Linked DNA regions of Homo sapiens: region 1 is linked to region 2. Evidence: chromatin loops called from intact Hi-C (ENCODE). Cell type or tissue: psoas muscle. All regions are shown on one strand. Each heading gives the region's core, and the rest is flanking DNA. Links, peaks and the distances in the headings are about the cores only. Region 1 overlaps TNS3 (tensin 3). Region 2 overlaps TNS3 (tensin 3).

What was found. Peaks named below come from ENCODE experiments on the same cell type or tissue, not always from the same donor. Only the 100,000 strongest peaks of a DNase experiment are listed, where the experiment ranks them.
Region 1: a loop joins it to region 2, with 4 times the contacts of the local background. A loop is called at or near these places in 8 of 110 quality-filtered maps.

Annotation. Positions count from the first base shown.
Region 1 is chr7:47,539,466-47,544,832 of GRCh38, reverse strand. All of the region lies in intron 1 of TNS3 (tensin 3), which reads left to right. Among named protein-coding and RNA genes, the nearest start is that of TNS3, 40 kb to the left of the region's middle. In psoas muscle, for the core only: no CTCF peak of the experiment used is centred there; no DNase peak of the experiment used is centred there.
Region 2 is chr7:47,491,701-47,497,067 of GRCh38, reverse strand. All of the region lies in intron 3 of TNS3 (tensin 3), which reads left to right. Among named protein-coding and RNA genes, the nearest start is that of SNORD151, 30 kb to the right of the region's middle. RefSeq lists an enhancer at 2,888-3,479. In psoas muscle, for the core only: no CTCF peak of the experiment used is centred there; a DNase peak (open chromatin) is centred at 2,314.

The sequences.
Region 1 (5,367 bases), core at 106-5,105, 48 kb before region 2:
TATGTTCTCATTTTCGGTTAGAATAGGTGGGGCAGCTCATTTGACAGGAGGAAACTGGCTTGTTGGAAGTGCTGGGATGCCTACTGATCCGTGCCTGGGTCCTGGGACACCCATTGGTAGCAGTAGGTCTGTAAGCTGGACCTGGGGACTTGGGCTTGTGGTTATTTAGCTCTGCGACCTCAGGCAGTTCTGGAAGCTATCACAGTTGGAGGCTGGAAGTCCAAGATCAAGGCTCTGGCAGATTGTCTGGTGAGGGCTGGCTCCTGGTTCATCCAAGGCACCTTCTATCTGTGTCCTCCCATGGCAGAATGGGTGAAGGGTCTTGTGGGGTCCCTTTCTTAAAGGCATTAACCCCATTCATGCAGAGTCTCCCCTCATGACCTAAGCACCTCCCAAAGGCCTCACCTCCTAATATCGTCACCTCGTGGGTGAGGATTTCAACATATGGATTTTGGAGGCACACAGAGAGCCCGTAGCTGTGGGGGTCCGTTTTACCATGAGAAAGGTGTGCTCCGTGCTTGTGAGAGGTGGAGACAGGTGGGCCCTTGTTTATCTTTTGGGCTGGGCACCCCCACCCCCGACCCATGGATAGGTGAAGGAAGGAAGATGCTCCTCTTGGCACCAGCCTCTGACTCTTCCTGCTCCTCTGAAGGGAGGGAAGGGGGCGAGATCCTACCAGGGACTTAGCTGGAGGGGGCTGGGGAGAGCCACCTTAATTTAACACTTTCTTTTGCTCTCCTGTGCACAGTCTGTAATGAAACAGCTCTGTTTTGAGCAGAGAAGAGGGAAGAAGCACCCACTGGAGGGGAATTTTGTAAGGAAAGCATTTTTTATTTACTTCTCAAAGTCAGGGGGAAGGAACTCTGTGACGAGTCAGAGCAGAGGGAAACAAATGCTGGTTTCCCCAGGGCGGGCAAAAACACCATGCAAAGGATGTCAGAAGTCACCATCTGTTTGTCAGAAGAAGCCCTGAAGTGTGGCAGTCGCAGAATGACATTTCATTGACAGCCTGCACACCCCAGGGGACTCCCATGGGTGGGGACAGGCTGCGTGCCCGGGAACTTTGTAGCCAATGGAGACGTTTTGGTTAACCTGGTGGAATAAATACACTCTCCTCTGTGGCCAGTGGACTCTCATTCATCACGTTATCTACTGAGTGTCTGTGATTTTCATGAGAAACAGTGTTGTGTAAAGGACAAAGCAGTACTGCTTTCAAGTCCTGCTTCCACCCGAGTGGGTAACTCCAGCTTTGGACCATCTTGAGGGTCAGGCACTTCACAAATGGCATCTTTGATCATTAATACCACTCTGGGAGTTGGACTCCTTGTCTCCTAGGATGTCGCTGGGTCACTAAGAGCCTGGGCGAAAGCCCCCTCACCGCAGGGACTGGAAGTCAGCTCCCCACCTCTCCAGTCTTTCAGGTGCCCCATGCACATATCCTGAGCCCCTGGGACTTGACGTACCGAAAGTCCTCTGCTGGTCTTCCCCCTCCAGCATGGCCCTGGGGAACAGGTGTGAAGATGTTTGCTGGATAGGTGAGATGCAAGTGTGCCTGAACACTTCCTGAATGTCCCAGAGGGTGAGTGCCCTGGGAGGCACACTGTTACACTGTCCCTTCTGGATTTCGGATGGAGCACAAGCTGGCTGCACAGGGAAAGAGACAAAAGGGAGGATTTTCCCAAAGTCTGTGTTTGGACAGGGCCCAGGTACAAGACCTGCCCCTAGAGACAGTGTCTGGGCCTCCTGCTGCCCAGTGACCAGTGTTCCCACCTTTGGACAAGGAGAGAGGGCCAGGCTCAATTTCTGCAGATGAGAGCTGGCAACAACTTGCTGATGTCAGAAATTCCTTAAACTGAAGGCAGTCTTTTTCAATATCAGAGGCAAAGTGCCTTTTTTTTTTTTTTTTGACAGTCTTGCACTGTTCCCCGTGGTTGGAGTGCAATGGCGTGATCTCGGCTCACTGCAACCTCTGCCTCCTGGATTCACATGATTCTCCTGCCTCAGCCTCCCAAGTAGCTGGGATTACAGGCGCCCACCACCACACCTGGCTAATTTTTTGTATCTTTAGTAGAGACGGGTTTTCACTATGTTGGCCAGACTCGTTTTGAACTCCTGACCTCGTGATCTGCCCTCCTCAGCCTCCCAAAGTGTTGGGATTACAGGTTGAGCCACCGTGCTCGGCCGTAAAGTGCTTTTAAATGTGCTTTAGGTGGCACATAGAAACTCCCTCACACTCGGACACCCTCAAGCCATGGAGCAGTGGGACTGGCCATGTCAGATTTCGTGTCGACGGGCATGTAGTGGGTAGAGGAGAGCTAGGAGTCATCTGCCCAGAGTATCTGGTGGCCCCAATTTCAGAGCACTGAGGCTAGGAATCGGGAATCAGGGCTGGATCCTGCCAGGACAGTGGCTCTGTGAGCACACGTCAGAGGGACTAAGGATTTGGACTCTCCACCCCTCACTTGGGTTGTCTGGCCAAGGTGTGGTGAGGATTTGGTTTAGATGATGCCTCTCTGCAGAAACACCCAGTGGTAATGCATATTCTCATCTCTGAATCACAGGTGGCGCTGACCATGGCTTGTCCCATCCAAGGTCATGGTCACCTTGACCCCTTGATTAGGTGGAGACTGAAGCTTTCTCTGTTGTTGACTTACTCTTTTCCCTTTTATAGTAAATAAAGGAAAGTATTTAGAGACTATGTATTCTCTCTAAAGATCAACCAGTGACAGCCTATTAGATTCTGTCTCTCCACTGCACATAACTCCCGAGTCTCCCATCCCACGACGCATGGAAGCTGAGACCTTTACGCTTCCTAATAACCTGCTCCCAGGACTCCCATTGCCTCTCTGAGACTGTCTCTGTGGTCATTTGCTTTTTTTTTTTTGAGATGGAGTCTCGCTCTGTTGCCCACACTGGAGTGCAGTGGCACAATTTCGGCTCACTGCAAGCTCCGTCTCTCAGGATCATGCCATTCTTCTGCCTCAGCCTCCCGGGTAGCTGGGACTACAGGTGCCTGCCACCATGCCCAGCTAATTTTTTTGTATTTTTAGTAGAGACAGGGTTTCACCGTGTTAGCCAGGATGGTCTCCATCTCCTGACCTTGTGATCCGCTCGCCTCAGCCTCACAAAGTGCTGGGATTACAGGCGTGAGTCACTGCGCCCGGCCTCGGTCATTTGCTTCTATCAGTAGGGACTCAAAGAGTCTTGGATTTGTATTGTATTCAATGGGTCATAATCCAATATTATCACTATTTTGATCTCCAAGTTGTTTACAGTTTGCCTGGTGGGAGCCTCTTCAGGCTGGCCCCTGTGTCTTTTTGTTAAAAAACCCATTGTTCTGTGAGCACTGTCTTACTTTCTGGCCAAAAAGAAGAGATTTCAGGCTCATTGGGGGGTGACTGTTGGTATTGGAGCCTCCGCACCCTCCAAGGACAGATCTGGGAGTATCTCTGTGTGTGTGTGCATGTGTGTGTGTGCACTGGTTCGTATACACACATTCACATCTACTTTGATTTCTAGATGTATCTACGTCTCTAGATTGGAAACTCTGAGTCACACCAATATCTGATTCCTGTCTCCCAACACAGGGCTTACTATAATGTCCCCCATTCTAGACTAGCAAGCTCCTCCCGAAGGTGCCTCCCATTTTTCTTCTCACAGATCCTTATGCTCAATCATCCTGTGCATGACCAATCTCCCGTCACCTCTCCACTGCTATGGCCGTCCTCTCCCCTGTACATTTATCTGTGTTTCTAGGGCTGTTGCCCGAGGCTGAGGTTCTCTTACCTAGAGTTTCCATGTCCACTCCTGCTTTCTCCCGAGTGTCCTCCCAGGACTGCCAGGGGTCCTCCAGGATGAACATACACCTGTGATGCTTTTTCCTTTTTGCCAGTTAGAGCCCCCTGTGACGTTGGAGTCCAGCCCAGCTCGGTACTGGGGCCTCCTTCCTTGTGACTGCTTTGTGCAATCCTGCTCACCACCCTGTACTTGCTTCTTGAGCCCTGTCTACCCTCAGTGTCCCAACACAGCTGTGCATTAGCCACCCAGCCTTTGGCCAGTTCACCAAAAATACGGCGCTTTACCACCCTTGCCTCTCCTCACCTCTTTTCCTGTCTGGAAAGTGTCTGCTTCTGCTTCAAGTCACAGGCCATTCATGGAGTTCTTCCCATGATCTGTGGACTCCGTGCCCCCTCCTAACACTGCGTGTAGATCGTCCCTCTGGGAGGGGCGGGGTGAGCCAGCCGCTGTATTTCCTCTGACATCGAGCACACACGTTGCTCACGTATCTGTGGGTGAATGCATGATCGTGTGAGGGAATGGACTCATAGGAGCAGCCTCCAGTTTCCAGTGACAAAACGGGCACGAGTGGCCCCTCAGCTCTCCCCCAGGGAACCTTGTACTTGGTGTTAAAGTCTGACTCATGGAGGGGCTCATGTCCCTAGTTCCAGCTGGGTTTCCAACCCAGGTTGAGATGTAGCCTCTCTTCCTGATGGCTGGTTTGCTGATGTCTGCCTTAGCCGTCTGGAATTCATCCTCCCTGGGAAGAACCTCATTTTGTTCCTGGGAAGAACCTCATTTTGTTCCTGGGAAGAACCTTGTTTTGTTCCTGGGAAGAACCTCATTTTGTTCCTGGGAAGAACCTCGTTTTGTTCCTGGGAAGAACCTTGTTTTGTTCCTGGGAACCAAGTGCAGTCAGAAGCTAGGGTGAGACAACCTGGCGAGTAAAAAGCACAGAGGATTGTGGCAAAGCACGAAGAAAATTGGAAGCTGGGCAGCAGCACAGAGCTCACTGTGGCTTTAAGATGGAGTGAGGCCAGTCTGCCACCCAAGTTTTGAGGTGAGGGTCTGTGCCTGGAGGAGTCTGTGCCCTGGCTTCTGAGTCCCTTCGCATCCCCAGACCCTCAGCTACAGCTTACTTCTGGGAGGACTCAGAAGGGTGTGGTCTGAGACAGGCAGTGAACACCGGTGTTGATGTGGTGGAAATACAGCAAAGGAGAATGTTTTCATTCCTGCACCAGTGTTTATTGCTCCTGCTTGGTGCTGTGTGTGGAAAATCCCAGACAAGGTTAGGACTTCCTATTGGAGGTACAAGACTTATGACCACACTAGAGGGTCAGGGCCCCAACCATCCTTGAGTGGCTCAGCCATGGAGGATGATTAACCAGTCTGGGAGGTCAGATGGGGGGCGGATCTTCAACTGAGCCCAGGACAGCGGTTTTCAGCCAGAAAGGAGAATGGGAAACTGCCTTGGGAGAAGCCCCAAGTGAGCCCAAGGGCGCAGAGCAGAAGGACCCTGGAGTGTAAGAGCCTAGATTGCAAGCCTGGCAGGAGGAGGTCAGAGTCGGGGGCAGGGAGAGGGGCTGGAGA
Region 2 (5,367 bases), core at 88-5,087:
CAGACTTAGCCTGAGGCCCACCTGAAAGTGGTTCCATATGGCTAATGGCAGAGCCGTGGGCTTAATATTTTCTGACACTGGAATCCAAGTGCCTCTTGCTCGATGCTGCCTTGGTTCTGGCCAGCTCTGTGACCTTTCCCCTGACTGGCTGCCCTTCTTTCTACTCCCCCCAGCCTCCTGCATTTGCACAGGCTCACCCTGCCTTGGCTCACCCCACAGAGGACTTCCGTAGTCCTGGCCCACATCGCTGCAGCCAGGGTATCTGGGCCTAGGGCAGAGCTGGGTGCTGCAGGTGTCCCTGCCTGCTTGGTCTTGGACTTCTGATGTGATTTCCCACAAGCCCCTGACGAGCAGGTACAGATGCATCCCCAGCCCTCCGCCTCTCTCACCTGTGCCTGGCGTTCTGTACTGCGTGTGCGTGGACTCTCCCACTCAGACTCTGTTTGCGTTGGCCACCATCGCTTTTACTCCCGCTTCTCTTGAAACACGTTCTGGCCGGTGGTGTGCAGATGAGGGTTTATACCCTGCTGGGGGTGCAGCGGGCTGATTGGCAGCCTCTGCTGATTCCCCTGGTGAAAATACCTCACCTCCCCCCGCCTGCTTCCAAGCTACCAGCCTGACATTAATCAGCTTGAAACACTCCTGAAAATGCCATTTGGCTCCAGCACCTCCTGCCCATCAGCTCTGGTCACAGGGGAAACGTCCCTCCTTCCACACATGTGGCCCCAGGTGCTCTTTCTGCTGACTCTGGCTGCCATCTGCAGGAGCCCTTGGCCCCTTTCTAGAAGACCCCAAACTCTGTATTCCCCTGTGTGAGCTCACATCCTGTTCAGTGATGTCCTTTTTTGACGTGCTTATCTTACTACCCCTTTTTTCAGACCACCATTCAGTTTTTGAACTGCTCAGAGTCTATAATGTATGCTTCCTCCCATTATCCTGTCACCCCTCCTCCAGGCTCACTGGGGTCCTCTCCTCTCCTCAATCCAGGGCCTCTTCACCTCTGGGCTTCTGGGCTGGGTGGCATCGGGGCCTCTCCCCAGCCCTGTGGCACCGTGTGCTCCTTCTGGATCACAGCTCTTCCTCTCTGACCCTGCCTCTGGCTCTGTCCAGGTTAGAAATCCACTTGTCATAATGTGTGTGGTTTCGTCCACTGCTCTCCTGAGTGGTCTGTCCTTACCCCTTCCCTCTGCCGAGATGGAGGAGGAAGGTGTGCTGCAGTTGGGGAGCTGCAGAACGGCCTGTTCTCTTTCAATGTTTAGACACCATATGCAGTGCATCTTTTTAAAATTTCTACTACAGTCATTCTTCCACATGGATGCCACCCACCCTGGCATCTAGCAATGTCATCTCTGCAGAAGCTTATCTCCGGGACTTTCTGGCAGTCCTGGGCCCTGGCTCTGGCTGGGAGACTGCATTCTGGCTCTGAGTGTAGGTTCCCAGTGGGATCTTGTTCCTGAGACCTCTCTATGGCCCGTTCAGACTCAGGTCTTCCAGAGCCTGAGTTCAGGCTGGGAGAGGTGTTGGAAGCCCGCCCCTGTTGGGACATAACCATCCCTGTCAGGCTAGGAGAGACCTCTGCAGGCCTCGTCCTCAGGGCGGGGGTCGTGGCCCTGTGCCCACCATACTTCCAGATACCCCACTCTGTCTCGTGCAGCCCCTGCCCCAGACGCTGCCCTCTCATGTTGTCAGCGTGTGTGTCCATGAGTCTCAGCCCCCTAGACCACAGGACAGGCACTTAGTTGATGTGCGGCACTGAAGCCTGTGCTCTCTGGCGACTGCACCAGTGTTGCTGTGCATGCGCCTTCATGCCTCTCATTGAGACATGGCTTCACGTTCCATGGGGAGAAGAACGTTTCTTTTTTTTTTTTTTTTTTTTTGAGACGGAGTCTGGCTCTGTCGCCCAGGCTGGGGTGCAGTGGCGCAATCTCGGCTCACTGCAAGCTCCGCCTCCCGGGTTCACGCTATTCTCCTGCCTCAGCCTCCCGAGTAGCTGGGACTACAGGCGCCGGGGAGAAGAACGTTTCTAATCAAACCGCTGGCTTTATTTTTGTGGGGCTACTTCTGAAGGGTAGGTTTCCTAGTGAAGCCCCCATTTCTTCTTTTTTTCAGCCACATTTTTATCAGCGGGGCCAAAACCCATAACGAAGCATTCAAATCCCCACCTCCAGATTTTGAATTGTAAAATAAAACTTGTTTCACCATGGGTTTCCCCTTCCCCCCTTTTGTAAAGCAGTTAATTTTAGGCAGGGATTCAGGAAGTGCCTACTCCCATTTTCTGTCAAGCACAGAAATAGCTCGCGGGGCGCCCTCTCTCCGCCTCCCGGGAGCAGCTGGCGGAGTTCATTTTTGTGTGTTTCTAGGCATTTCAACTCCTGCCTTTCTGCGCACTGTGTGTGTGTCTGTGCACCCTCAACTCCAAATTACCCTGGAACTTTCCGAAGCCCGCAGGCTTCCTTTCTGTTCTTAATAAAGCGGTGTGCAAGGATCTGAGCTGTTAACCCTCCCTTATCACTGGAAACTGCCCCCTGTTCAGAAGGTCTTTAGAATAACAAACTCACAACTGTGTCTTTCAGGGGAGGTGGAGTGGATAGAATGGCTGAATGGTTGCAATACTGTGATGTGAGAAATTCTGCTTTCAGAATCTTTATCTAAAACCTTTCGCTTTTTCAGAGGTTTCTTTACTTCTAAAAAGCATTTGGAGGGGAGTCGATTGAACCTCAGGAGGTTGGTTAGAAAGCTTAGCACTGCCCAGCAAGAGCTGGAGTGGCCCAACCTTGAACAATGGGTGGGGTCAGTAGGAAGTAGACTTGTGGGCATTTTAAAGGTAGACCTGTTAGGATTGGCATACCCACCCGGTGGGTCAGAGGCACGGCTTGTGAGTAATCCTTAGGTTTTGAATTTGAGACACTGGGCAGAGAGGAATGCCACTGGCAGGATTTTGTGAACAGGGGTGGAAGTTTAGCTTTAGACCTGCAGGAACCAGTTTAGGTTTCATGGAATATGTTTATGTGGACATTAGAGTTAAATGGAATGCCATTATCAAGATTTTGTGAACAGGGGTGGCAGTTTAGCTTCAGACCAGCAGGAACTAGTTTGGGTTTCATGAAATATGCTTATGTGGACATTAGAGTTGGCCAGTTGGCCATTTGCAGCTCAATGCTTAATTTTAAAAGATTTGATAAGTTGTGAGCTCTTAGGGTTTCTCATGTTTTCTTTTCTTGTCAGCTTTTTTTTTTTTTTGAGACGGAGTCTCGCTCTGTTGCCCAGGCTGGAGTGCAGTGGCGCGATCTCGGCTCATTGCAAGCTCCGCCTCCTGGGTTCATGCCATTCTCCTGCCTCAGCCTCCCAAGTAGCTGGGACTACAGGCGCCCGCCACCATGCCCGGCTATTTTTTTTTTTTTTTTTGTATTTTTAGTAGAGACAGGGTTTCAGCGTGTTAGCCAGGATGGTCTCGATCTCCTGACCTCGTGATCCACCCGCCTTGGCCTCCCAAAGTGCTGGGATTACAGGTGTGAGCCACCGCGCCCGGCCTCTTGTCAGCCTTCTTTAGAGCAAAGGACAGTTGGTAAAACCCAAACTGTTCATCATGTGATTGTTAAACACTCTTGCCAAAATGTATTTCAGGGAAAATTTCTCTGGTGCCTACCTTTGTGGAATTTACCATTTTCTTCCCTGAATAACTGTTGTATGTTTATACCTTTTCTTCCATTTTAAACTGAATTTCGAAGGCAACTGCTAATTCTTTCTCATCTCCGAGTGCCCCGAAGTGTGATATTTGATATGCCATTCTGCAATGAATGAATGAATGAGAGGTTGAGACAACTGACCCAAAGTCTGGCGAAGTGACCAGCTCACTTATTTGTGCTATTCCTTTTCTTTACGGATGACCACTGAACATTGACTGTCAGAGCTCTGCGCTTCACTCTGGAGGGTGGTTTTATTCGAGATCTGGGCATCCCCTCCCTAGGGGTGACCACTTCCTCTGCCTTGTCATTAGCAACAGGTCAGTGGAAGCCAGGGCTTGATATGAAGAGCCTGCTATTGATTTCATATGGAAACCTCAGATGCCACAGACCCCCAAGAAGCAGGAGCTGGGGGTGGCATTAGCTGATGTCATCGCCCGAGGCTCTGCTCCCTGTGAGCTCAGTGCCGTCCTGATGAACGGGCCTTGGCTCTCACAGGCAGTGGGAGCTCCTCCTGCTCCAGAGCTCCATGTCCGGAACCCCGCCTTTCTCAGCATGAGGCTGGCGTGGTTGAAAATACAAACACCTGCTTGCCTGCTCCCTGGTGGATGTGGGGCCCACCCCTCATTTTAAAAGCCTCGGAAAACTGTGCTTTGTTTTAGTGTTACTGCCTCCTTGGACCTTTTCCTTTAAAATAAGAAGAGGATATTACAAAATCACAGGAGCAGAGGGTCATAACATTTCTGTGCTCTTCTCTTGAAGCAGAAATAAAAGCACATCTTATTTGTGTGTCTCCTGAAGAAGGGGCCTTGCCACTGGGCCTTGAGGCACAGGCACCTGCCCAGTAGGAGGTGGGCAGGTGGTTTTCCAGGCAGAGGGAGCAGCCTGGGCTGAGGCTCACAGGTGGGAGGTAGGGTTAGGCAAGGGAGTTGAGCCTGGACTATGTTGGCTGCAGGTGAGGAAAGAGGATAAGAAGAGATCAGGTGTGGGGAGCTGACAGTGCCAGGCCCTGGAGTCTACCGTGCGGCAGGCAGGGCAGCCTGCCGATATGCGGCTGTGTCCTCCATGAAGGCCTGCGCACCAGGCACATGGGCTCCAAACCCAGCCTTCCTGCTGCTGGCCAAACAGAGAGCTGTGGTGAGGGGCTGCCCCCACTGTGGGGTGGCCAGAGCCATGACAGAAAGCCAGTGTAGGGTGGACATGAGATGATGACTCCCTGTCATTCGTGAGTGGGATTAGGAGTCACTGGCACACAGTTGGAAAGGGAGCCATTTCTGGTGCCAATAGTTAAGGTCCCCACTCAGTAGGCCCCTACAGCTTCTTCAGAGTCAGGTATTTTAACTTGTATGTTAAACATGAATAAATCAAAGCAAAATCAAAAAGCGTTCCTTCATTTGCTTAGACTACCAGTTGAGTGTTTTAGAATGTTCATGGTGTCAGGCATGGCATCTGGACCCGTCCTTCCAGGAGCCTGTAGGATCGCTCTCAGGAACTGGCTGTGATTGATGGGGCCATGCACACATCAACATACACCCGGGGCCATCTCTGTAGGACATGACTCTCGGGTTTCACCGTCCCACTCAGGCCTATGGTCTTGGGCAGTGGTTCCTCCCTGCCTTCCTTCAGGTGAACAGGACGGGGCGAGGGACATGTCTGTTTTGCCCCTGGTTAAGTATTATCATGA